5 separate regions of the Homo sapiens genome follow, and regions 2, 3, 4 and 5 are each linked to region 1. Evidence: chromatin loops called from intact Hi-C (ENCODE). Cell type or tissue: dorsolateral prefrontal cortex. All regions are shown on one strand.

Region 1 (5,000 bases):
TTAGACTTAATGAAATATGGTGCTTAGCCCTAGTTACATAAAAGCATGAACCATTGGTTTAACAAAACCTAAGGAATCTACTACACAAATGAATTGCTTTTTACTACCTTGAGCTGTTTGGGAAAACCATAAAACCAAAAGCTCAATATTAATCTAAAATTATTTAATTATATTTTATAATTAAATTATTTGGAAGATGTTTTCAAATGACTCAAAGTTAAAAGATCTCAGTGTGATATATATTCTATAATTACTCTCAGAAATGATGTTACTAATAAAAGTTAATGATGTAGAATCATAATCGTCATTATCAAATAGGAGGATGCCAGCCAGAGGAGAAAGCTTTTGTTTTGCAATTGTTTTGTCCCCTCACTCCTTCTCTTACCACAGTGAGAAGCAGTCATCTGTTTTCAAAGGTTGGAATGTTTTTACTTTTCTTGTTTGGAAACTGGCTTAAACAAATGTAAGTGCTATAAAATACTTCACTCTAAGTTGAAATATTCATCTAATTTTTATTGGACAAGCTTTGAAGTAACAATTTGACTTCTCAGTGTTTCTTTTGTGTCCATATAATCCTCTCCTCAGTGTTGCATGTGGTGTGAGCTACAAGCATTTGTGAGCCTAGGAAGCACAAGGCCCCAAGGTTTCCTGGGAATTAGCACCATACAAATGCAAATTAGGGACACCGGAAGACTCTGTCCATCCTTGCCACTGCTGTTGTTTTGTTCCTTGGTTCCTTATGGGTAGCAAAGCAATTCATCGTTTTTAAAACACGTACCTTAGCTGTTGACTTTTTCATTGGCTAGCTGGAGAAGAAAAGAAGGAACTCTTTCCTACAGATTTTAACTCTCTGAATCCCATTCAATTATTTTTTCCATTCAACTATTTAAAATAGATAACATGAAATCTTGCAGGAGCCTCACACAATTCCTAATTGCAGAATTTGAACTTGAGCTATGGAGTCTTACTCTTCTTCTTGCATCTTCAACCTATGCTTTACTATCACCCTTTTTGATAAGTCAGATTACCTGTACTCTCTTCAACAACTTTCAGCTGGTTAGCACAGTATATAGGTATGTTGGAAACCAGATATTTTCCGTGGCATAATTCTTCCAAGAGAGTAAAAATGCTTTGCAAGCACTTCCTCATTTTTCAGCCAATCCACATAGCAAGGAAAGTTCCATGAATCTTTTCCTTTTTATATATTGTCTGTTAGTGATGATCATGAACCTATGCCTGTGCAGAGCCCCTGATGTGGAAGGAGGAACCACAGGGGCTGGGGAGGGGAGGGCATGAGTGAAGGTTCCTGCTCGACACTAGAAGTGACCCCACTTGGCGGCAAAATGGTCCTTCATCCTTTATGCATTCGTAGAAATCGCAACATGCCTTTCTGTTTCATGTAACTACAATTTAGTTAATGCTCAGTAGGATTTGTAAGCCCTTCACATCTCTGAGGATTTATTTTATTTCAGAGTGAAAGTGACTTTATGGCCCATTTACCATTAGTGTGACTTATTGCATTATTCGAAGGAGGAGGAGGGGAGCAAGAAGACAAGGCAGTCTCCGTTACGCGTATCGCCATCAACAGGATGACCACCACACATTCCTGCCCAAGGAAGAGGGGCGGATGCAACCTTTCTGTGCTATTGTTTATGAGAGCACTGAAGCCTGGGTGATCATGCAATATTTCAGTACATGAGTGTTTCAAGTGTGTGTGTGAAGGAGATATTAAAATAGAGGTGTGAGAGTAATTAGTATTTGGAAGTAATGGATATTTTGAGTTCAAAAGATGCCACACGTCAACGATGATGAGGAATGACTAGCTACTTAACTCCAGTGCTGGCACCCTTAAATTACAGGGATACTGAAGCGAGACGGAGTTAGCATCTGACCAGCGACCAACAGTGGACCGGCGAGGCGGGCTCCTAATTAGAGCGAGATTCCCAGAAGCTGGACAGCCCCTGTATTTATGGGAGCATGCGGCGCAGCTGGCAGTGACCCCCAGGAAACCTCGGCAGCAGCCGCCGCCGCGGGTGTGGTGACCTCGGGCCCGCCGCCTACCTGGAGCGTTTCGGCGGCGCCTGGTTCAGAACCACCGGGGCGGACAGCTCCCTGGAGCTGCACGCGGACTGCGGAAGGGGACAGTGAGCGGGATCGGCCCGCACTCCGTCCGCGGGCCCGGACCGCTGGAAGCACCCGGGTCCCCCTCCCCTCCTGTTCCCCGGTCCCGCCCTCCCCCTCCCGCGCTGCGCGTGGCGGTCCCGGGCTGCGCGTCCCTGTAGGAGGAGACCGGCACTGCCGCCGGCGGCCCTCCCCCTAACCGCCAGCCCCGGCCGCGCGCCCCGCCCCGCCCCGCGGAGGAGGGTGGGGGCGTTCCCCGCGCCGGGCCCGCCCAGCTCCCCCGCGGCTGTCCGGGCCGGGCTCCCCATTGGCCGGCGGGCGGGAGGTGAGGGGCGGCAGGGCCCGCCTCTGGCGGCTCGCGCCCGGGAAGGTCGGCAGCCGAGCGCCGGAGGCCGTGGAGAGGGCGGGCAGGGAGGCGGCGGGCGCCGAGGAGACGCAGCGGCGGCGGTGGTGGCGGTGGTGGCGGCGGTGGCGGCGGCGGCGCCTGGTCTCGGCCGCAGCCTCTGCGTCCCGCCCGCTCTGGGTCGCCCCTGCCAGCCCCGCGCGCGGCTCGCCTCCCGCCGCGGCCCGCAGCCTGCGGCGCCCGAGCTCCGAGGGCGCTTCCCCGGGCGCTGGGCCCGAGGCGGCCAAGACGGCGGGCCGGCCGGGCACGGGGCGGCGGGCGCTGTGCTGCGGGCTGCGCTGGTGGGGGGCGGCGGGCCGCGGCGCGGGCCCAGGGCCCGGCGTGTGCGGCTGGGAGGCACTGTGGGGGCGGGCGCGCGGGCGGCGGCCGGGGCCATGGCCGAGGGCGGCGGGGGCGCGCGGAGGAGGGCGCCGGCGCTGCTCGAGGCTGCCCGCGCGCGCTACGAGAGCCTGCACATCTCGGACGACGTGTTCGGCGAGTCCGGCCCGGACAGCGGCGGGAACCCCTTCTACAGCACCTCGGCCGCCTCGCGCTCCTCCTCGGCCGCCTCCTCGGACGACGAGCGCGAGCCCCCGGGACCCCCAGGGGCCGCCCCGCCACCGCCCCGCGCCCCGGACGCACAGGAGCCGGAGGAGGACGAGGCCGGCGCGGGCTGGAGCGCAGCGCTGCGGGACCGCCCGCCCCCGCGCTTCGAGGATACCGGCGGTAAGGGGCTGCCCGCGGGTGGATGTCGGGGGCGGCGCTGGAACCGGGCGCGGGGGAGGCGTGGGTGCTGGGGCGGGCGAGTCCAGACTCTCCGTGGGCTGGCTTGTGGGTGTCTCTCCGGAAACAAATGAGGCTGCAGGAGCGGTGATCGGTCTGACTGCTCCTGGGGGCTCCGAACCCGTGGGTGGAGAGGGTAAGGCGGAGGCCGTGGCCAGCACTTTTCCAGTGACAATGTCGTCGGGGACCTTTTCCTTCACTTCCTGGGAGCACCCCAGCCCCTGCATGGGAAGTCTGTCACACCTGTGGGTCGGACTTTTAGGGGTGGATTGAAGTTAGGCTTTCCTAGTTGAGGGGGCTTTTCTGAAAGCCCGGCGTGGCTGGTGGAGGCAGGGGGAGTCGTTTTTTCACTGACAGCCCAAGAGCAAGCCTTACAGCAGGTGACGCGGGCGAGGCAGGTAGGAGTTGGCCCAGTGAGAGTTGAGAGAGAGGCCACCCGCGGCGTCTTGACTTGGCTTAGTTTTCTCCTTAATCTGAGAAACTTTCCCTGTCCGCGCCATTCCAGATCTCTTGTTAAGAATGGGGAGGAGTGAAGGAAGGGACCGATTGGGCAGCGTTAAGGTGCTTGCTTTTCCGCCAGAAGGTACTTTCAGGTGTGTCCTGCTTACCACTGTGGCCACAGACAAGCCCCGAATACCTGGAGAAGGTGGCTAGGGTGCTGGCAGCTGCGGCTGCCCCACTCCTCTTCACTGTCTGTTTTTGTGGGAGTTGGCTGTTGAAATATCACCACTTCCTCTGCAGAAGCTCCGCAGCCTCTGCCTTCTTTGAAAGCTGCAGACCAGCCGCCCTCTCATGCTGGTATTTCTTGTTCCACGGCCTTCTGTAGCAGGCCCGTGCTCCTGCATGCTGTGTTCTTCCGTAGAAGTGCGCGCAACCGGTGTTGATGAGGGCCAGGGAGTGGCCGCGGTGGGCATGATGCGGCTTTTCCTGTGGCCTTCTCTGATTATTGTTCAACCGGTCAGGAACACGGCACATGGGAAGGCAGGCCCAAGGGACCTCCAGCTGGTGCCTGGACTTGGATCTGGGCATCATGCTGCAGCCTGCTGGGAGGCCGGTAGGGTTAGCTGGACTCTGAGTAGGGAGTGGTCTGCAGACCTCTGGCAGGCTGCGGTGTGGATGCGCGGAGCTAAAGCTGGGCTTGCAAAGTCACAGTTAGCTGTGCACTGCTTTGGGGGTGGGTACATTTTAAAGCATGTGCATTTGGGCTGTAGTTAAGAGCTTGGGAATTTTCAAAATCATTGACTCTCTATAGTCCTTTTATACTGTCCTATATTTTCCAGGATGTCATTAAGGTCTCCTGGCCCTAGACAGCTGTTTTCCTATTGGCTCTTTAAGAATTGTACCAGTCCACAGACCTGGTTTGGCAGACTTTATGCCGTGAGCATCTGTGATGTAATTTCGATCCTGGAACATTTGAGATCCAGGTCCACCTGGGACTGCACAGCAAGTCTCTGCGTGTCTCAGGGCGAAATAGAGAACTTGTGCTAGGTCAAGCCTAGTTATGAAAAAGAATCCTGAATGTGCTGATGTGAGAAGGGTGAGCACACAAATAAATTTTAAATCCATCTTATATTTCTTAGTAACCTTGAAATGGGAGAAATTCTGCAGCAGAGCCATTTAATCCAGCCACCGCAGCACTTACGGTCATGAAGAGCAGGATCGTGTGTCATTTAGCGTTAGGTTCAAATTCTGCTTCCTGCAGATGCCCACTGAG
Region 2 (5,000 bases), 50 kb after region 1:
AAGCTTCCATGCTCAGGGCTGTACTGCAGCTCAGAGAAGAGCTTTTATGGGGGCATTTGTCCTTGCAGGGTTTACAGAGAACAGGCAAGAAGTAGGCGGTGGTTCAAACAGAGGTGGAGAGAGAGGTGGCACCTTCCTTCAGAGAACTACACACAATCAGGAGAAATCCCAGCTCCCATCTCCAAGCTATACTACTGATGTCATTTCTTCCCAGACCCTAAAGGCATGCTCAGGTGCTTGTAGGTGAGCATATATGAACTAGCAATGTGGCTCCAGGTAACTGGGAGATTTCTGAATACAGAGAGAAAAGGGATTGAGTTATGACCTTAGGGGATGGAAGACGGGAGGAGGCTATTTTATCTTTGTACTCAGCATTAACTTGACAGCAAATCCTGTTTATGAAGGAACCACCTGATGACCATTTCATTATAATCCCTGCAATGGCAGTGATTTGATTTCTTTGTGCTGTGTTAGATCCTGTGTCTACCGGAGAGGCCAGGGAAGGTGGGCATAGAAGCAGTCCAATACTAGGTCCCATGTGGTAGCTTAAAATCCTCATCACCACCAGGAGGAACATGAACATTCCCAGAATAACTTCTGCTGCTCTTGATTCCAGAAGTAAAAGTATGTTTGGTATTTGTCTGCTAACGTGTGACATGCTCACCTGCTGAGCTTTCTGTACTTGGACTCAAAGGAGTAGCCAGAAAGGGATCTCAATGAGGAGTGCATGTTTTCTATTTTCAGTCTGTATAAATATCACATTGCTCCTCCTCAGACTCAAATTCAAGCCAGAGTTGCATTCTTATTTGGCCTCACTGGTCTTTAAGAAAGAGCCTGATTACCATGTCTGCACTGGGAGGCACATGCCCAAAATGCTAGCATTGCATCAGACGGCATTCATAATGATGGCCAGTGCTTATCCCAAATGTATGAGCCGGATGCTGCACTGTGCTTTATGCACAGTATTTCATTTTATTCTCACAATGACTCTTTGAGGTGGATACTCTAATCTTTGCCATTTTACAGATGGGGAAATGAAGGCTGTGTGGGATTATGTACCTTGACCAGGGCACCTGTTCGGTAGGTCAGATATGCCTGACTACAGAACTCGAGCTCTCTTCGTGCAAAGTACTCTCGGGGACTCTGCAGGACCTGAGCTGCAGTTGCTCAGCATAGTGCCCGGCCGGGATCTGCAGCCAAGCGATTCATTCACAGGTACAGCTGTCTTAGTAAGGCCCTTCCAGCTCTGGGCAAGAGATCTTTTCATCCATGTGTTATTGGCATCTTCATCATCATCATCACAGCTTCTGCCTTTATGAAGGATTTATCACGTGTTGATGTCAGCATTTCACCTGGATGGCCATTGCTTCTTTGTGCCTATGACAGTCACTGCTCACCTCTCTGATTCTGCAAACCACAGTGGCACACAATGTTGGAATCAGGGTTAAGTCATCTGCAGGACATCTGTCCCTCTCTTCTGTTGGAGGTAAACCACCATTCCTTCTTATCTCAAGGCATTTGCTTCAAGGTAGTCAATCTCAGCACCTTACACTTATGCATTTAGGAGCTCATTCATCTAGGGGCTGTATGCACTTGGAGTTAGGAAGGGCCTTTTTCTGCACCCAGCCAGACTGACCTCTGCTCTGCACCAAAGGCAGGAAGCTCTATGCCCAGAGAAGTGCCCTTTCTCTGTGAGTGGGCCCTTACTTGCTAGCTGACCGTAATTGTAGCTGCTGTTTATTAAGCACTTAGTCAGTGCCTGGCCCTGTGTTAAGCACTTTACAAATGCCATCCCAGGCCTCCTTCTGACAGTCTTGTGAGCAAAGGAGGATTATCCCTTTCTTACAGTAGGAATAGTAGCAATGAAGTTAGGACCTGCTTATTGCCTGGAGAAAGCAATTAGTTTTTTTTAAAGAGCCAGAAAGAACCTTAGACATCCCTAGTCCAACCCCTTTATTCTGTAGAGGAGAAAACTGAGTCACCTGCCTCAGCCCCAGACCTCGGGCACAGCATTCAGGCTCTGACCCTGGAGTTGTGTGTTTGCAGTGATCCTTGGGATAGAATGAACATCCTGAACAATGGTGATAGGAGCGGACCATTCAGTGACAGTGACTGCCCTGGGGGCAGCTCTGCAGAGGGCAGGAACCATCCAACTGAACCATCCAACAAGAAGCCAGAGGCCAGGACCTCAGGCATCTCATGCAGGATACACAGCCAACAAAGGGCCGATTGACACCCAGGCTGTTGGTGCCAGAATCCACTCAGCCACTCTAGCTGGTGTGGGAAGGATCATTCTGAGGTGGTGTTGGATGATAATTCTACTTTCTGTAGAATTCTGGGCTTCCAAGTGTGGAACTCTGGAGCTTGGATACAGCAGGTCAGGCGGGCTCAGTCCAGGACGACAGGACTCCTCTGAGACAGGTGAAACAAGCTCCAGGTTTGATGGGAGGCAGGGAGCAGCCTCCTGCCAGCTTGGAGTCCTCTTCTTAGTGAAGTGTGCTAATAAATTACACAGCACATCAGCTCTCTCAAGTATTCTTGGAACTGTGCCTGCATAGAAAGGAAGGACTCCACGCATCCCACCTTGGACACCCTGTGACTCTGCCCACGCTTGGCTCTCTCTGTTGCTCCCTGTCAAACAAAGAGGCTGTGGGATGACCATGAAAATAACAACAGCAGCAACAGTAGGAATAGCTGCTGTTTCCCAAGCACGTGCTGATATGCGCTCACTCAATCCTTACAGCTCTGCAAGGTAGGCGGACTGAGGCATCTCACACAGGGCACACAACCAACAAAGGCCAGATTGACACCCCGGCTGTTGGTGCCAGAATCCACTCTCAGCTGCTCTAGCTGGTGTGGGAGGGTGGAAGGATTAAAACAAAACAAAACAAAACAAAAAAAACAACTGTAGAAGTGCTCCTGACAGCTGCCAACACTAGTACGTGTCTAGGGGATGGAAGAAAAAAGCTCTCTTCTGTCTGCCAATGACCTCCTGGATATTTTCCTCTTTCCTTGTGAGGTTATTCCATGTACTAAAAAAAAAAAAAAAAAAAAAAAAAAGTCAAATAGGAAGCTCAGATGACCTTGTGTCTTTAAAAAGTCAAAATCTAACCTGACCATCTATTTATTTTGCATATAAGGGATTAGGAAGATGCTGAGTTATTTTCCTTTGTACATCTGAAGCATCCAGTCCAACAGAAATTTCAGCTGCATTCTGGGTTTAGGACCAGCTCACAACTAATTGGAAGATGAGAGTGCAGTGCAGGAGGGGGTGACTTCCTTGTGTGTCTGGCATTTAGCTGCTGTCCCCCCACCGCCCTCCACCAGCAACTCATCTGTATAAACTCCCCTCTAATCAGGGACCTTGCTTGTGTTTTGCCAACAGCTGCTTTTCCTTCCCAGAGACTTGACAGGCCATACCCTGTGTTACAGAGAGAAGCATTTACAGCCAATGGAAAGGACAAACAAGTGTTTGACTACCGTGTTAACATTTGGGGGATTCTTTTATTTTTTTCAGCCTGATTAGACATTCATCTCCTGATTAGAAATTCATCGTTAGAGATCTGTACTGCTTTCAATCTCCGCAAGTGTGGGTGCTTTTGCTTGTCTGCTTTCTTATTCCTCCTTGGAAACTTAGGTCAGGGAAGAGGGAAATTCCAAAGAAGAAAGGGCCTGGCATCCTTTGGAAACGTATGAAGAGATTTCACCCCCTGAGCGGGGCAGTGGGCTGCTTCCAGTTGAGGGCTGCAGGCTCAAGGAGGGCCACGGCCTGGACCCCATGCCTGCTCTCTCCTCATGGGCTCCTGTGGCCTCCTATTTAAGGAATAAGAAGCTTATTTAAGGACTAAATGTTGTTTAAGGAGTATAAGTTGACGCTGAGGCAGATAAGGTGGAATACACAGAATATCAGCCGTGGGAGGGAGAGAAACTTCCTAATCCTGCTCTCTGGTTTTGCAAATGAAACTGGCCCTTTACCTGGAAAAAGGTTAGAAGACTGTTGGGACCTCTAGTGCTTGTTTCTTTAAAATAGCACCTGTTGTTCTTTTTCTACTCATAAAAGCCATATATTTCATGGTATCAATTATTTCCAGAAATTGTATTGAGAAAAGCATAAAGAACAAACTGGAGATCACCTATAATCCTACCACAGGAAGGGGATCATGGCTGATGCTTAGCTTTAGATTCTTCTAGTCATTCTGATTTGCAAGACAAAGTTTTAAGTTTGGATCATACTATTCATATTGCTCTGTAATCTCTGTAAAGGTGTTCTCATGAAATTTTTTATTTTTCCTTTTTGAGATGGAGTCTTACTCTGTTGCCCAGGCTGTAGTGCAGTGGTGTGAACTCCACTCACTGCAACCTCTGCCACCCGGGTTCAAGCAGTTCTCCTGCCTCAGCCTCCTGAGTAGCTGGGATTACAGGCGCCTGCCACCATGCCCAGCTGATTTTTGTATTTTTAGTAGAGACAGGGTTTCACCGTGTTGGTCAGGCTGGTCTCAAACTCCTGACCTCATGATCCACCCACCTCGGCCTCCCAAAGTGCTGGGATTACAGGCATGAGCCACCCTGCCTGGCCAAAAGTTTTTTTATATTCTTAAATATTCCTCAAGAACATTCCTTTTAATGTAGAGAGAGTTCTATATCATGAATATTCCAGACTTTTTTCTATTCATTCTCAATTTGTGGGCATTTCATTTACTGCCCTGTTTTGCTGTTATAAAACTCACTTGTGGCCAGGCGTGGTGGCTCACACCTGTGAGGTTGAGGCAGGAAGATTGCTTGAGTCTGGGAGTTAGAGACCAGCCTGGGCAACATAGTGAGACACCATCTCTACGAAAAATTAAACTAAAAATTAGCCGGGTGTGGTGGTGTGCATCTGTAGTTCCGGCAACTAAGGAGACTGAGGTGGGAGAATTGCTAGAGCCCCGGAGTTTAAGGCTGTAGCGAGCTATGATTGAGCCACTGTATTCCAGCCTGAGTGACACAGCAAGACACTGAAT
Region 3 (5,000 bases), 82 kb before region 1:
GGCATAAGACCCATCCTGCCCTTTCCCTCTTAGAAGAGAGGGTAACTTTTGTCCATGCCAGAGACTATCTCTTGCTGATTTGCAAACTGATATTGACAGTAAAACTCTCCTTTCTACTGTTTAGCCATCCCTGGGCTTTCGGACAACAACAACAACAACAACAACAACACACACACACACACCAGTGGAAGCACCAGGACAAAGCCTGGGACATGTCCATGCCTGGAGAGAAATATGGGGCTTCTTTGGCTTCTGAGGTATAATAAAGAATTTGTCTGGTCTTAGTCCCTCATTCCTGGGAGTTAACTCTAAAACCTTTGGGACTCCCCAAGGGATAGGAGTATGTTTTGCTATTCATTACAAGCCCCTTTCAGCCATACCCGAGTTTATGCTAAGGAGGTGACTCTATGGTCCCTTAAACAGCTTCAAGGGAGGGACTGGCCATGCCAGAAAGACCAAGCCTATGGTTAAAGGGTTGGAAGTTCAGCCAGACCCTCTGATCTCCAGGGAGAAGAAGGTGGCTGGAGGTTGAGTTCCATCACGTGGCCAGTGATTTACCCCATCCTGTCTCTCCATTAAACCAGGTGGGTGAACACAGGACAGAAGCTCCTGTGCTCATGACCCTCCTGGACCTTGTCCTGTGTGTCTCCTCATCTGTCTGTTTCTATCCTTTGTAATAAAACTGTAATCCTAAATACAGCACTGTCAGTGAGTTCTGTGAGTCATTTTAGTCAGCTCTTGAACCTCAGGGGTTGTGGCCCGAATTTGTAGCCAGTGAGTCAGACATGCAGGCAGCCCCTGAGATGTGTGGCTGGCATCTGAAGTGAGGATGAAACCGGCCCAATTTCCCCATAGAACAGATGTTTATGGGGTTTTTTTTGAGTAAACATAGAAATTGACCCTTCCAGGGTTCAGCCTGAAAGTTACATTTGTGTGTCTGAGTTCCTTCTGGCCTCCCAGATGGTATCAGGGAAGTGAAACTTACTGAATCACCACATCCAGACAGGGAGACACCAGACCCCTCACGACTGCCTAACCCACCATCTGCTTCCTGCTGACCAACTCCTCTTCCTTTCCTTACTCTTTCCCTTCCCAGCTATATTAACCCCTCATTTTAGTTGGAGGCAGAGGAGGCAGCTGACATCACCCGAATAAAGGCTTCTTCCCCAGCAAAACTTGTCTCAGGGATTGGCTTTCTGTGCAGTGAGCAAAGGGCCTAGACTGAACTGCTGGTGTTTGGTAACAAGGACAATCTTACGGAGAACTGATCCCTTAAACCTGTGGGGTATGCACAGACCCTGGGTGGTGAGCATCAGAATTGAACTGAATTGCTGGACACCCACCTGATATCCCAGAATTGGTGTCAGAACAGCTTTCATGGTGCAAAAGCAGAGCTCTGCTTCCCACTGAGGCATGCATAACAGAGGATGCTCCCAAATAACAAGAGGCGTTGGCTCCTTGGCAACCAAAAAAATGACAGCTCCCAATTTCAGATGGTCCGATCTATCTATCTTTTACAAATATGGTATCTTTTCCTAATTTTTTTTTTTAAATGAAGTCTCTGTCACCCAGGCTGGAGTGCCATTGCGTGATCTGGGGTCATTTGCAACCTCCGCCTCTGGAATTCAAGCAATTCTCATGTCTCGGCCTTCCGAGTGAGTAGCTGAGATTACAAGTGCCTGCCACCATGCCCAGCTAATTTTTGTATTTTTATTAAAGATGGGATTTCACCATGTTGGCCAGGCTGGTCTTGAACTCCTGACCACAGGTGATCCACCCACCTCAGCCTACCAAAGTGCTGGGATTACAGCCATGAGCCACTGTGCCTGGCCAACCTCCATGTTTAGATTTATGACTGCCTGTAACTTCTGCCTCCCTAAAATGTACAAAACCAAACTTTAATCTGACCACCACAGGACCACTTACTCAAGGCTTCTTGAGATTGTGTTTTCACTGGGCTGTGGTCACTCTTATTGGCTCAGAATAAAACATTTTACAGATTTTGGTTTTTCTGTTAACAGCGCTATACATCTCTCTGAGCCTTAGCTTCTTCATATGTAAAAAGACAGGCTTGGATGATGTAAGGTTTAGGGTACTTCTAACTATAAAATTCCATAAATTATATTCTGATTCTAGTTTTAAAAAATTAAGAAACTATTGAAGCCACTGATGATTCACTTATACACAAAATGACAAAACCCACACAACATATGCCTTCGCATGAGTTTGAAATCTTACTAACAACAACAAAAAAATGTGTTTGTATTCTGTAGTGGTCATTTAATCAAATGGCTGCATGAAAATGTCCTGCCTCCACCCACTCTGCATCTAAACAGCAATTCTGGATAAATCACAGCTGGCTGTGCTGAACGTGGCTGGCAGAGAGGGCGCACAGGCCTCATGGGAGGGGCCGGCCTCGTGGCAAGGGAGGTTGACACAGTGTGTGGCTGAGCCATGACTTCACTCTGGACACACTCCTTCTGTCGTTTCCTCTCTGCCAACTTTCTCCAGGATTTCCCCTTACCGCCCCTAAACAGAATTCTGCAGTCTCATTGTAGAAACCATGTCTTTTATTTTCTTTATTCCGATTCTTTGACATCTTAGGACCTTGTGGACCCTGGAGAGACTGCTCCTCCCAGGTTAACCAATTCCTACAGAGAGTAAAGGACCAGTGCCTTCTATATGCAAACCAACCCATCCAGAGCCCCCACTGCCACCATCTCCCCTATGAGCTGTCATGGTCTGGCCACTATCCACCTGCCTCTCCATGCCCCAGAGCACACTGAAATTATTCAAACCAGCCAAGCCTAAGCTTGTTTGCCCTGCCCTGCCAGTTCCTTCCTATAGAAACCACAATAAAGCTCCTGCCCACAGGCTCTCACATCCCTCTGCCTCCTGATCAAGCCCAGTGCTTCCCCCCGTGGTCCTGTACAGCACAGAATGCTCTCTCTTCTTGGATCTATGACAGACAAACTCTTTTCAATAGTAGATATTTCCTGATCTGTTGGCCTTACTATATCTAAATAATAATAATAAAACCTACATTAAAAAACCCATGGTGCATTAATTCCCTGAACATTATCCCCAACTGTGGCCCTAAGCCCTTTGTGCCACCTATCATGGCACCATGGACTGCCTTTGCATGCTACTTCCTTTCTGTTCCCAGATCAGCCTATGACAGATGAATACCAAAGGTTCGCTTCATCCCCACATCTCTTCTGTCTCTGACCACTACACTTCTCATCACGTCTGCAGGGGCTGCTGAAGCAGTGAACTCAGATTGGCTACAACTTTGCAACTACCATCCTGAGTGGCAGTGGCCATCCACCCACATACTCATCTCTTCCTGGAATTGAATTCCATCATTTCTGCTTGTGCAGAAAGGTCAAAGCTCCTTTTTGATTCTTGGGTAGAATTTTGCCTCTCGGGTCTTGAAGGAATGAAGTGACTACTCCACCCTCCTTACTTCCCCACTTGGCCTCTTGGATTTGCAGGTCTGGACTTCCTACGTGAGCTGCAAAATCTCCACGCTCACCCCTGTAACAGGCCCACATCCTGTTTCCTCGCAGCCCTTACCATCTGCTCCATGGCCTGGCAGACAGTGTCTGGCACCCAGAGTGGTAAAGTGGAAAGGCCCCACAGGTGAGGTCAGTCCCCAGCCATCTGAAGACCTTCAAGTTGTCAGCAGGACTATAGACTCAATCTGTTAGGCCACTGGTGAATAAATACCCCTCCCATAAACTCAGAGCACCAAGCACAGGCGCTGGATTACTCTGCCCCCAACAATTTCAGGGCTTGCTCTCCATTTCCATGGCCAAAAAGATCGACACTGACCTTGAGTCCTAAGTCAACCTCTCACACCTGGGTGATGCCACACTGCCCTTAAAATGGCTTTTTCCTAATTCCTGGGAGTCAATGCACAGGGCCACTAAAATTCTGCCTTAATGTGTACAGCCTTTTACAGTTTGGAGGCTTCTCATATGTACTGTCTTATTTCATCCATGTGAAACAGCTGGAAAACAACTGGGCTGTAATACAAAGCAATGTAGATAATACGATTATAAAGTTTAGTTTTCTGGATGAATCGTGGGGAAAAAAGAATGAGGAAGAGAAGGAGGAGAAAAGAGTTCAATTCATTTTAAATAACCAGTTAATTCATAATATGAAGGTGGTTTTTCTCTTATTCACCCCAAGTTTTTCTCAAGATCAAGAGTAGTGAGGTCTTTATAGAATAACACTTATTATTTGTACTTACATAATGAGTTGTAGTTTTTTGTTTTGTTTTGTTTGTTTTGTTTTTGAAACAGGAGTCTTGCTCTGTTACCCAGGCTGGATTACAGTGGTGCAATCTCAGCTCATTGTAGCCTCTACCTCCCGGATTCAAGTGATTCTCTTGCCTCAGCCTCCCAAGTAGCTGGGACTACAGGCGCATGCCACCACGCCTGGCTAATTTTTCTATTTTTTAGTAGAGATGGGGGTTTCACCATGTTAGCCAGGCTGGTCTCAAACTCCTGGACTCAAGTAATCACCCCAGCCTCAGCCTCCCAAAGTGCTGGGATTACAGGTGCGAGCCACTGCGCCTGGCCACATAATGAGTTATAGCTTACAAAATATTTCTGAGTCCATTCTCTTATTTAATTATCACTACATAGCTAATTCAAGATTGATGCTTTATCCCTAGTTTATTAATGAAGAAATTGAGGCTCAGAAAATTAAAGTTAGAAAGCATTCTCAGTTGAGCATTTGATATCAGATGAATTAAAGTAGCCATACTAACATGTTGAAACGAAAACAAGCTCATTTATGGCTTCATCGCAAAGTTCTAGCTCTGCCTCTCTGTCCTTTTTCTTTTCATTACTTCTCTGACTCTGGTCAATTCTGGTGCTAGACCCACTTCCACACCACAGTGGATCCTGCACTATCTTGCGGTGCTCTGAAAGGATGGAGGCATGACCCAGGCGGGTGAAGGGTAGGAAAGAAGTGGAGCACAGAGAAATACT
Region 4 (5,000 bases), 350 kb before region 1:
GAAACAGGGCCCTCCACAGATATAGGTACTGCCTGTGTCATCTTCTTGGACTTCCTGGTATCTAGAACTGTGAGAAATAAATTCCTGTTCTTTGTAAGCCACTCAGTCTATGGTATTTTTTTATAGCCACCCAAATAGACTAAGACAACTATAAAAATACAGAAGGCAGAACAAATCACTACTGAGGCTGTGTTCTATGGGAAAAGAATGAAAAAGGCTGGAATAGTCATGGTTTTGGGTTGTAGTATTTTTTTTTTTTTTTTTTGAGATGGAGTATCACTCTGTTGTCCAGGCTAGAGTGCAGTGATGCAATCTCGGCTCACTGCAAGCTCCACCTCCTGGGTTCACGCCATTCTCCTGCCTCAGCCTCCCAAGTAGCTGGGACTATAGGCACTCACCACCACCCCTGGCTAATTTTTTGTATTTTTAGCAGGGGTGGGGTTTCACTGTGTTAGCCAGGATGGTTTCAATCTCCTGACCTCGTGATCCACCCGCCTTGGCCTCCCAAAGTGCTGGGATTACAGGCGTGAGCCACCGTGCCCTGCTGTTGTATTTTAAAAGCTGTTACAAGAAAGAGATGAGCTCAGGCAAGACTTGATTGGTTGGAGCACATGAAAGGGAATAGAGCCAGAAACCAGAAATTTGTGGTCTCACAGGGTTAGAAGGGCCAACTTCTAGAACCCAAACAGGAAGAAATAAGACTGAAAAAGATTCTAGAGATGAAGGCCCAATACAAATGTTCAATTAAACAAAGAGATTCAGGCCAAGGGAAAGTCCAGAGTAGAAATGTTTACTTCCTACGTAGGTCGATATCTTTAGATGCTCTCAGGGCAGCTGCCTTCAAAGGTACCTCTCATCAAGATGGGTGTGGAGGGAATGGATCCTGTGAGCAGTAGGGCTGCCTGTCTTCAAATTCACTGTGTAAACCTGGATGACAAAGAGTGCCAAGGAGGTGTGTCAGGCTAGAGACCAGAGGCTCTTCCTCTATTGGATTGCAGGAACCCCCTGAAGACTCTTCAACAAACCGAGAGCTGGGGTGAGCCCCCACCAAGACAGGAGGGAGATTAAATTTCCCTCTAATCTGGGTGTATATGAGGAGTCTGAGACAGATGAATTTGATTTGCCAAAAATGGAGAGAGAAGGCTGGGCGTGGTGGCTCATACCTGTAATTCCAGCACTTTGGGAGGCCAAGGTGGGTGGTTTCTCTGAGGTCAGGGGTTCGAGACTAGCCTGGCCAACACGGTGAAACCCCATCTCTACTAAAGATACAAAATGAGTCGGGCGTGGTGGCGCATGCCTGTACTCTCAGCTGCTTGGGAGGCTGAGGCAGGAGTATCACTTGAACCTGGGAGGCAGAGGTTGCAGTGAGACGAGATCGCACCACTGCACTCCAGCCTGGGCAATAAGAACAAAACTCCGTCTCAAAAAAAAAAAAAAAAAAAGAAAGAAAGAAAGAAAAAGGAAAGCGAGAGAGAAGCACAGTGCTCCTTACGCCCCAGGGCCATGGGACTTGCTCGTATCTGCAGTTAACACAGGAACAAGCACGGTACCAGAATTCCCCATCATCCAGAGCAGTGTGACACAGACGCTTCTGCTCAGCTGGACCAACAGAACGCCACTCCGGAGAACTAGGAGTAAACAAAATTGGTGTTCAGGCAGAGGTCATGATGAAGAGCAACAATGGCCTTGATGTGGAACCCACAGTGTGCGGTTATGGAGGAAATAAGACCTGCTTAGTAACTACTCACTGGGTCCCAAAAATGCACCCAGGGATGTAGCGGCAGGTGAGCCACTGGCCCCCAAATAAGAGGGCTGGTCAGAAAGTACATCTCCAAGTGTTGCTGATGGATAAAATACCCCTGAGGATGATCTGAACCACCGACATGGAAGATTATCTTGGGATAGTCACAAGGCATTGCATGCCCGTGGGGTAGCAGAAGAGCCCGGCTGGAAGCCACAAGTCTGCTGACTTTCGTGCTTGGCCTCCAACTTGCCATGTGACCTGGAGCAGTACTTGGCCCTTCCTTAATGGACAAGCTGACACTTGGAAAGGTGATAATGCCTTACACCTGCCCATGCTTGATGTTGTCTGTACCCGGCACCTTTTGTATGTGACCTCGCTGGCAAGCCAGGTGGGGTTCTGTGAGCTAGGTGTGCCCGTCCTGCAGATAAGAGGGCTCAGGTAGGCCCATGGAAACACTCTCAGGGAAGAGTAGGGGTAGGAATGGCTGCCTGTCACTCTCCAAACTCAGGATTTGTGACTCCAAGTTCATTGCATTTTCTGTGACTCCCACAGCCGCCTCCAAATAGTTCAAAGTAGGTCACCACTGTTGCGGTGCTACAGCCAACGTGGCAGCTCCCTCTCATCCTGTGATCTCAACTCAACCTCAGGGGAGTGCTCAGGTGATCCAAGGGGAGGATCAGCCGGGACCTGTCTCCAGGTGCTCGGGCCAGGGTCAGAAGAGTGGAACTGGCAGCCATTATTTTCTTTTGGAGCCATTATCCTAAGTGGCTCACACCCAGATAATTGGCCTGACAGGCTGGCCATGCGGTGCCTTCAACCCTACTCACATGTCACCAGCAGCACAGCGAAGTCAGGGAGTCGGGATGGCGCCTGCCCCTCCCATCACCCATGGAGGCTGCATGAGTGGAAGACAAATTTTATTCCAGCCTTGGCTCTCAGTCACTTTCTTGATTTCTACCTCTGTGAGTCCCAGAAAATGGGAGACAATGGCCCATTTTCCCTTTATAGGCTACGATCTCAAAGTTGAGGGGCACTGCACATCTTACAACGTGACGCAGTCTCACTAATTTTGGTTTCAGTAGTTCTCTGTGCTTTCCATTTCTGCCAGGAGAGGGAGGCCAATCTCTTTCCTCCTCAACCCATCTCAGCTCATCTCTGCCAATGCTTCTTGGTTCTCAGAAGGCGGCAGCCAAGGCCAGAGCAGAGGATGGTGGGACGAGAGCCTCCATGGGGACAATGACAGCCTGGAAAGCACAGGCCTGTGTGCCCTGCCCTCACGCTGGGGTCTGGCTAATACAGCAGCGGCTGCACCATGTCTGGCGACCTGGTAGCTGTGTCTGGACTGAAGACAAACACTGGCTCAGTTTTAACCAAGTTCTAGACTAGCTTCAGATTTCCCCAGAAGCTCAGGGGCCATGGATGTGGCAGGAAAGGGCTTCAGGAGCCCAACAAGCAGCGGACGAGCAACAGCTTCAGGCAGGCCCTGCCACGCACCCACACAAACATCCCTGGTTCTTAGTCACCTGGTCCACTTCCCAAGGGACCAGAGCTGGAGGAGCTGTGGGGACACACACAGAAAAGGCAGACCTTTCTTGATAACTGGGGGCCAAAACTCTGGTTAACAGCTCTGTAATAGATAAAATTCCAATTCCATGTCCTCTATTTTTTTTCCTTTAAAAAAAAAAAAAAAAAAGAGATGGGGTCAACATGCTCTGTTGCCCAGGCTGGAATGCAGTGGTGCAATCATAGCTCCCTGCAGCCTCAATCTCTCATACTCAAGTGATCCTCCCACCTCGGCTTGCTGACGTGTTGGAATTATAGGCATGAGCCACCATGCTCAGCCTCACTTCTATTTCTCTGCTGGGCTATTGGGCCTCTGCCATGGTCAGTGACCATCAGAGAGAATCCTATAGTTACATGCTAGGTAATATTTCAGGGATTCCGACACTCCAAATACACACACACACACAAACACACACGCACTTATGCATATGCACACTGCTTACTGGAGTTACTCACAACTACAGATAAAGCTTTTCACCATATCACTGGGTTATAAACATCACCATGGGAGGTAACACATTTATGTATTGACATAAATACAATTCGTGAAAGTTAGAGTGCTGTTGTAAAAGTCTTTCTTGAGAATCAACCTTGATGCAAGGTGGGCCTGAGGGCTGAAAGGGGAGGAAGAAGGGGCACCTCAGAATCGGGACAGGATCCTGAGTCAGAGCCCGGGAGGATAGTAGACAGGCCACTCCTTCACATGTCTGCACAAGCCAGCTCTGGCCCCACACGCCCCGGGAACCAGCCAGAGAGGCAGGATAGGGTGACTGACCTGTCGCTCCACGACCCGTTCCACTCAACCTGGCCCCAAGGGTTCCGGATTCGGATGAGCTCGATTCTCTGGCCTCGGAAGCTTACCTAGAAGGGAAAAGCATGAGGGAAGTGTGAAATGATAAATATGGTGGAGGTTTGGCCACATTCATCTATGAGCTCCAGGTGGACCAGCTCCATCCAGAACTGGTTCTGTTGAAAGTCTCTTGCCTAAAATGCTGCTGAAGGTATGTAGAAGTTCGCCAGTTCTTAACCAGCCCTTGGAACCTTCTAATTCCTATTGAATAATTGCTACTATTGCCAATGATATTATATTAAGCACCAAAATGCTTATGCCACATCTGGGAAGTAAAGTAGAATTGCAATTAACAAGAAATTAGTCCATATGAATCTAAAAATGGGTTTCTCTCTAGACTTGGATCTCCCTAGAGGCAGGAGCCAAGTCTTAGGCATCTTCAGCATCTAGCAGAGTGAATGGTAAAGAGTAGTCCTCAAAGGTGCTCATGGAACTATTACTGAACTTTCTTCATCCTAGCATCCCATGCACAGATGAATGATAAGAAAATAAGCACATGTTGGGGATTTAAACACAACAATAAACAAAAACAGCTTTTACGTCTTCTAGACCCAATATTCTCCTTATTTCAGGTGTCTGTGAGGATTCCTGCTGTTCACCTCAATCACCCTTGAGCCTGTGTGCCCTCAGGCTCTGCCTGGGAGCAGGGACAAGGGCCAATGCATTTGAGAAGGGTTTTAGAGGAGAGAGGGTGAAAGTAAAAGACTTCTAGTTATCAACTAACCAGAAACTGTAGCAGTCAGAATGTTTTATCCTCATGCATTTGGCATAAATTATATTTTGGATGTGTAAAAATTCAAGTAACATCAACTCTTCGGAGTCCAAGATGTGGCTTGTGGCTCA
Region 5 (5,000 bases), 80 kb after region 1:
TGCCGTGACAGGACTGGCATGAGAACTTTCTCAGCCCCCGCAGTCCCTCTCTTTGTTCCTAGGTCCAACTGAAGGTGCCTGTGGCAGGCACAGCGCAGGGAAAGGACATCTCTGCCTGTGAGGGGCCAGGAGACGTAGAGGAGCCACATGACCCGGGGACAGTTGTTTTTTTAGAGTCCTGCCCCTTTTCTTGGTTCTCCAGGTGCTAATCTTGGTTTGACAGCTTTTGAAGGTCAGCAGCCTGGGCAAGCACAGCCCTGGGGCAGAATAATACCTTACACCGTCAGAGCTTTCACACTGCAGTTCCCTGATCCTCCCCACAGCCTTGTAAGACATAGAGAGCAGGCCGTGTTGATCCCATTTCTTACATGAGGTGGCTTTGGCTCACAGGGGTTACCTGCCAGACAGCTGGTCAGCACAGAGCTGGCTTCTCCCCTGGGCCTCAACCTGCCTCTTCCCTCGTCCATCCCCAAGGCATAGGCAGCCCCTGCTCTTGCATTTACCTCCCACGTGAACTAGCTGCTCAGTCATTGCTCTGGAATATGGAGTTGTGATCTAGAAATTAAAGATGGGATTAGGTAACCAGTGAGGTCCCTTCTACTGCCAGTGTATGACTCTCTTCTTTGTAAATGTCATATGTAGGGTTCTGTACACAGGACATTTTCTTCATTGTAGTTCCTCAGATGCATTGAGCTCTCCTGAATGACTTAGCGGGGAAGCTCAGTTGCAGCTGACCGTATTAAGGGTCCTCTCCCATTGTGCTGTGCCGCTCGTTAGCGTAGCATCTGCCCCACGCCCTCCTGTTTCTGAGGCTGGCTTTGGCCCGTAGGATGTAGGCAGCTGTGGTATGTGAAAAGATTTGAAGGGGCAAGTGCATACCTCTCCTTTTTTGGCTTCTCTGCCCTGGCCATGAGAAAATGACCAGGATGGATCACCTGGGTCCTGAAAACCTGGGAGCTTAGTAAATGTTTATTATATGGCACATCGATTTTGTAGCTGTTTGAGACCCACTGTAATTGACCCAGGAGCCTATCAGTTAGGTCTGCACAGCTGACCAGGTAACTTTCTTCCAGCCACTATCTACTGTGGACCAAGATAAGGTGTTGAAGGGATGGTGGGGGTCCAGGTGTGTTCCAGGAGAGCCCAAATTATGCATAGACATTGTTGCCCCAGCTTTGTACAAAAAAAATTAGCCAGGCATGGTGGCGCATGCCTGTAATCCCAGATACTTGGGAGGCTGAGGCAGGAGAATTGCTTGAACCTGGGAGGCGGAGGTTGCAGTGAGCCAAGATCGCACCACTGCACTCCAGCCTGGGCAACAAGAGTGAAAATCCATCTCAAAAAAAAAAAAAAAAAAAAGAAAAGAAAATGAAAATGATTGCTGTGCCCCGAGAAAAAGGGAATTCTGCCAGCAGAAGGCCTTTGGGCTTTAGCAGCAGCTTGTCCCTGGGCGCCCAGCCTGCTGGGCTTCTCTGATGTTGGACTTGCCAGCCTCTGTAATTTGCATGAGCCAGTTCCTTAAAATAAATACCTCTGCCTCTTCCTCCCACTCTCCCACTCTCCCATCTTCCATAGATAATTGTGTTTATATACACACACTCGTGCTTCTGTGTCTCGGGAGAATCCTGGCTACTACAGGGGGCTTCCTCTGGCCCACCTGGTTTATTCAGGCCTGTTTGCTTCTCTGATTCTCACTGCTGTTGACCACCTGGGAGTCTGAACTAGAGGGCTGGGGCAATGCTTTCTTCAGTGTTCTTTTCTAGAGCCTAAGAATACTTATTTATTTTTATTTTATTTATTTATTTATTGGTAAGAGTTGGACAGGTCCCTGTTTTCAAGAAGTTTTACAATAAAGAGTTGGGAAGATAAGACCTGCACCAATGCAAATCTAGGCATGGACTGTTTGGTTAACCACACCACCATAGAGTGAGCTTCATGCTTGGCCCCTCAGAACTAGAGATAGAGGGAGCCCTCACTGCCTCTCCAGTAGGAGAGATGGACACGTTAAAAATATTCATCGACATAGCGTGACAAGTGCAATACCGGAGGTGTGTCTGTACGTCGCAGGACTACAGGAAGGCACCTGTAGGGGTAAGAAACACCCCCAGAGTCATATACAGTAGGGTATGTGGTGTGGCAAAGAAGAGAGTAGCCATGAGCTCTTGCCACAGGCCAAGCACCAAGACACCCAATGTTTTAATAGCAGCACTTAAGACAAAAGTAGGCAGGCAGGGAATTATTTATAAGGTAGGGCTCAGGAAATCTTGCGATATGCTTGCTCCTTAGGTGCAGAATGCTGGGTATAGATGAGGCCACAGCCAATGCCTTCTTATTTGGCTTTCCCACTGCTATTTACCCAGGCTGGTCGGGTTCCACTGCTAGTTACCCACTGCTAGATACGATGGTGCACTTAAGACAGCATGCAGAAGCTCCTCGACTTATAATGGGGTTACGTCCCTGTGATAAACCCCTAGTAAATTGAAAATACCTTGTCAGGTTAAGCACAGTGGCTCACACCTGTAATCCCAGCACTTTGGGAGGCCAAGGTAGGCAGATCACTTGAGCCCAGGAATTCAAGACCAGCCTGGGCAACATGGCAAAACCCTGTCTCCACAAAAAATATGAAATAGCTGAGTGTGGTCGCACACATCTGTAGACCCAGCTACTTGGGTGGCTGAGGCGGGAAGGTTCCCTTGAGCCTGGGAGATCAAGGCTACAGTCAGCCAAGATTGCACCACTTCACTCCAGCCTGGGTGTCAGAGCGAGACCCTGTCTCAAAAAAAAAGAAAATATCTTAAGTCAAAAATGCATTTAAAGCTGGGTGCAGTGGCGAGTTCCTGTAGTACCAGCAATGTGGGAGGCTGAGGACGGAGACCACTTGAGTCCAGGAGTTTGAGACCAGCCTGTACAACATAGTGAGACCCTGCCTCTAAAAAAAATGCATTTAATACACCTAACCTACCAAAGAGCATAGTTTAGCCTAGTTTACTTTAAACATGCCTGGAACACTTACATTAGCCTGCAGCTGGGCAAAATTAACACAAAGCCTCTTTTATAATAAAGTGTTGAATATTTCATGGTTGTTTACCCTCGTGATCGCCTGGCTGACTGGGAGCTGCAGCTCACTGCCACCACCCAGCATTGCACAGCATATCACTAGCCAAGGAAAAGGTCAACATTTGAAGAAATTTCTACTGAATGCCTGTTGCTTTCACATGATCATGAAGTCAAAAATCATAAGTCAAACCAGTGTAAATTGGAGACTGTCTGTATTTATTCTGTGTCACAGGCCTGCTAAGGACTAACCTAGACCCCAGAATACCCTCCAGCCCTACCCTGTTTGCAGAGGGCTTGTGAGCATGGGAGCTAGCCAGGTTTCCCCTCCTCTCCCCTCATCTGCAGGCTCCCCTGTGAGCCAAGGAGGAGAAAAAGGAGAGATTTATACAGATGATGACTCTTCCAGTGTAGGGGAAAGCCACCTAATTGAGCGATTGGAGTTCCTCAATCCAAGACGCTGAGGCTGCTCATCCTGGAAGCCTGTGCCCTCTATGTGGGTGGAAAGAAAACTCTGAAGCAGTTCTCTGCAGAGATTGCTGTTCAGGCTCCACAATGTCAAAAAGATCGAGGCTCCAGCGGGAAAAATTGGCCAACAGGTTAATGTTCATCGACCTTTAGTGATTAATGGAACCCCAAGATTCTTTGGAGGAGAAAAAAAAGGTCCACTAATTTTTTTGAATGGTATAGTCTAAAAGAGCAGATTTCTCCTGTTTGAACACGTTGGGCCAGGCACCTGCCTCTGCAGCATGAGACCAACGTTCCCAGCAAGGGATGTTGACAGATGGATGAACACTGAGGAGGGGCTGAGGAGCAGATGCCTGGGAGGTGTCCTGAGTGGCATCCTGAGTGGGGCTTGGAGAGACATAGGGAGGTGTCATCTAAAGAAGACAGGACAGACCGTCTTCAGAGGGCTGGGTGGCTGTCATGTCAAGGAGGCAATTCTGGATGACAGCCCTGCTCAGTGGAGGCAGGGCTTCAGGTTCACGCTGGGCATTGACATACTCCGGAAGTAGATGGGCATTAGAAGCCAGAATTCAAGATGGTAACCCCCAAGCAAAAGAACCCGTGCTTCCTACCCCCTGCACACATCATGGAATCTGTCCAGGCAGAGCCCTCATGACATCTGTGAGGGACACTCTGAATGAGGTCCGTGTGCCCTGTGCTGCTAAGCTAGCTGACCTGGAAGCCCCTTCCCTCCCTCAGTCTCATCTGTGGATTCTGGCAGCTGCTTCTGGCGTTCAGGAAAGAATGACGAACACTTACAGAGTGTGTGTTGTGGGCCAGGCTCTGTGCTTAAGCACTTCACATGCAGGATTCATTTTTTCTCCACAAGGGCCTTAAGAGGCAAGTAATGTCACCGCCACTGTTTCTTGGTAAGGAAACTGAGGCACAGAGAGATTTGCTGCCTTGCCTAAAATTAGATCTACAAAGCAGTAGACCTGGGATTAAACCCAGCCATTCTGACTCTAGATCTCACCTTCTTTTTTTTTTTTGGAGACGGAGTCTCCCTCTGTTGCCCAGGCTGGAGTGTAGTGGCGTGATCTCGGCTCACTGCAAGCTCCACCTCCTGGGTTCACACCATTCTCCTGCCTCAGCCTCCCGAGTAGCTGGGACTACAGGTGCCCGCCACCACGCCCGGCTAAATTTTTGTATTTTTAGTAGAGAAGGGGTTTCACTGTGTTAGCCAGGATGGTCTGCATCTCCTGACCTCGTGGTCTGCCCGCCTCGGCCTCTCAAAGTGCTGGGATTACAGGTGTGAGCCACTGTGCCCAGCCTGGATCCCACCTTCTTAACCACTAGGCTATGTTGACTCCTCCAAGGAGAGAACTTTTCCCGATTTAGACAAAAAGCCAAGTATCTTTTATCCAGCTTGATTGTTGGTAGGACAGTGGTCTAGCATCCACGTCACTAATTTCCCTTATTTTGAGACATACTATTTATGT

Evidence for each region. Peaks named below come from ENCODE experiments on the same cell type or tissue, not always from the same donor. Only the 100,000 strongest peaks of a DNase experiment are listed, where the experiment ranks them.
Region 2: it touches region 1 in a loop (3-fold over the local background); 4 of 110 quality-filtered maps call a loop at or near these places.
Region 3: it touches region 1 in a loop (3-fold over the local background); 4 of 110 quality-filtered maps call a loop at or near these places.
Region 4: it touches region 1 in a loop (3.0-fold over the local background); 3 of 110 quality-filtered maps call a loop at or near these places.
Region 5: a loop joins it to region 1, with 3 times the contacts of the local background. A loop is called at or near these places in 7 of 110 quality-filtered maps.

Annotation. Positions count from the first base shown.
Region 1 is chr1:230,423,827-230,428,826 of GRCh38, reverse strand. It overlaps PGBD5 (piggyBac transposable element derived 5), which reads left to right and starts at 2,495. Exons shown (of 7, transcript NM_001258311.2): 1 at 2,495-3,229. The coding sequence starts at 2,899. RefSeq lists enhancers at 1,326-1,872, 1,873-2,420 and a silencer at 2,229-2,548. In dorsolateral prefrontal cortex, a CTCF peak has its summit at 2,109; DNase peaks (open chromatin) are centred at 2,436, 2,962, 3,689 and 4,305; H3K4me3 peaks cover 2,947 bases; H3K27ac peaks cover 4,184 bases.
Region 2 is chr1:230,373,713-230,378,712 of GRCh38, reverse strand. All of the region lies in intron 1 of PGBD5 (piggyBac transposable element derived 5), which reads left to right. Among named protein-coding and RNA genes, the nearest start is that of PGBD5, 50 kb to the left of the region's middle. In dorsolateral prefrontal cortex, no CTCF peak of the experiment used is centred here; DNase peaks (open chromatin) are centred at 2,232 and 2,782; H3K4me3 peaks cover 728 bases; H3K27ac peaks cover 4,796 bases.
Region 3 is chr1:230,505,661-230,510,660 of GRCh38, reverse strand. No RefSeq gene overlaps it. Among named protein-coding and RNA genes, the nearest start is that of PGBD5, 82 kb to the right of the region's middle. In dorsolateral prefrontal cortex, a CTCF peak has its summit at 2,394; a DNase peak (open chromatin) is centred at 2,400; H3K27ac peaks cover 1,448 bases.
Region 4 is chr1:230,771,182-230,776,181 of GRCh38, reverse strand. It overlaps CAPN9 (calpain 9), which reads right to left. Exons shown (of 20, transcript NM_006615.3): 7 at 4,083-4,168; 8 at 1,551-1,628. CAPN9-AS1 (CAPN9 antisense RNA 1) reads left to right here. Exons shown (of 2, transcript XR_001738518.2): 2 at 1-101. Among named protein-coding and RNA genes, the nearest start is that of CAPN9-AS1, 22 kb to the left of the region's middle. In dorsolateral prefrontal cortex, CTCF peaks have their summits at 2,643 and 2,845 (motif pointing right); DNase peaks (open chromatin) are centred at 2,546 and 2,941; H3K4me3 peaks cover 735 bases; H3K27ac peaks cover 977 bases.
Region 5 is chr1:230,343,836-230,348,835 of GRCh38, reverse strand. All of the region lies in intron 3 of PGBD5 (piggyBac transposable element derived 5), which reads left to right. Among named protein-coding and RNA genes, the nearest start is that of PGBD5, 80 kb to the left of the region's middle. In dorsolateral prefrontal cortex, no CTCF peak of the experiment used is centred here; a DNase peak (open chromatin) is centred at 3,115; H3K4me3 peaks cover 785 bases; H3K27ac peaks cover 5,000 bases.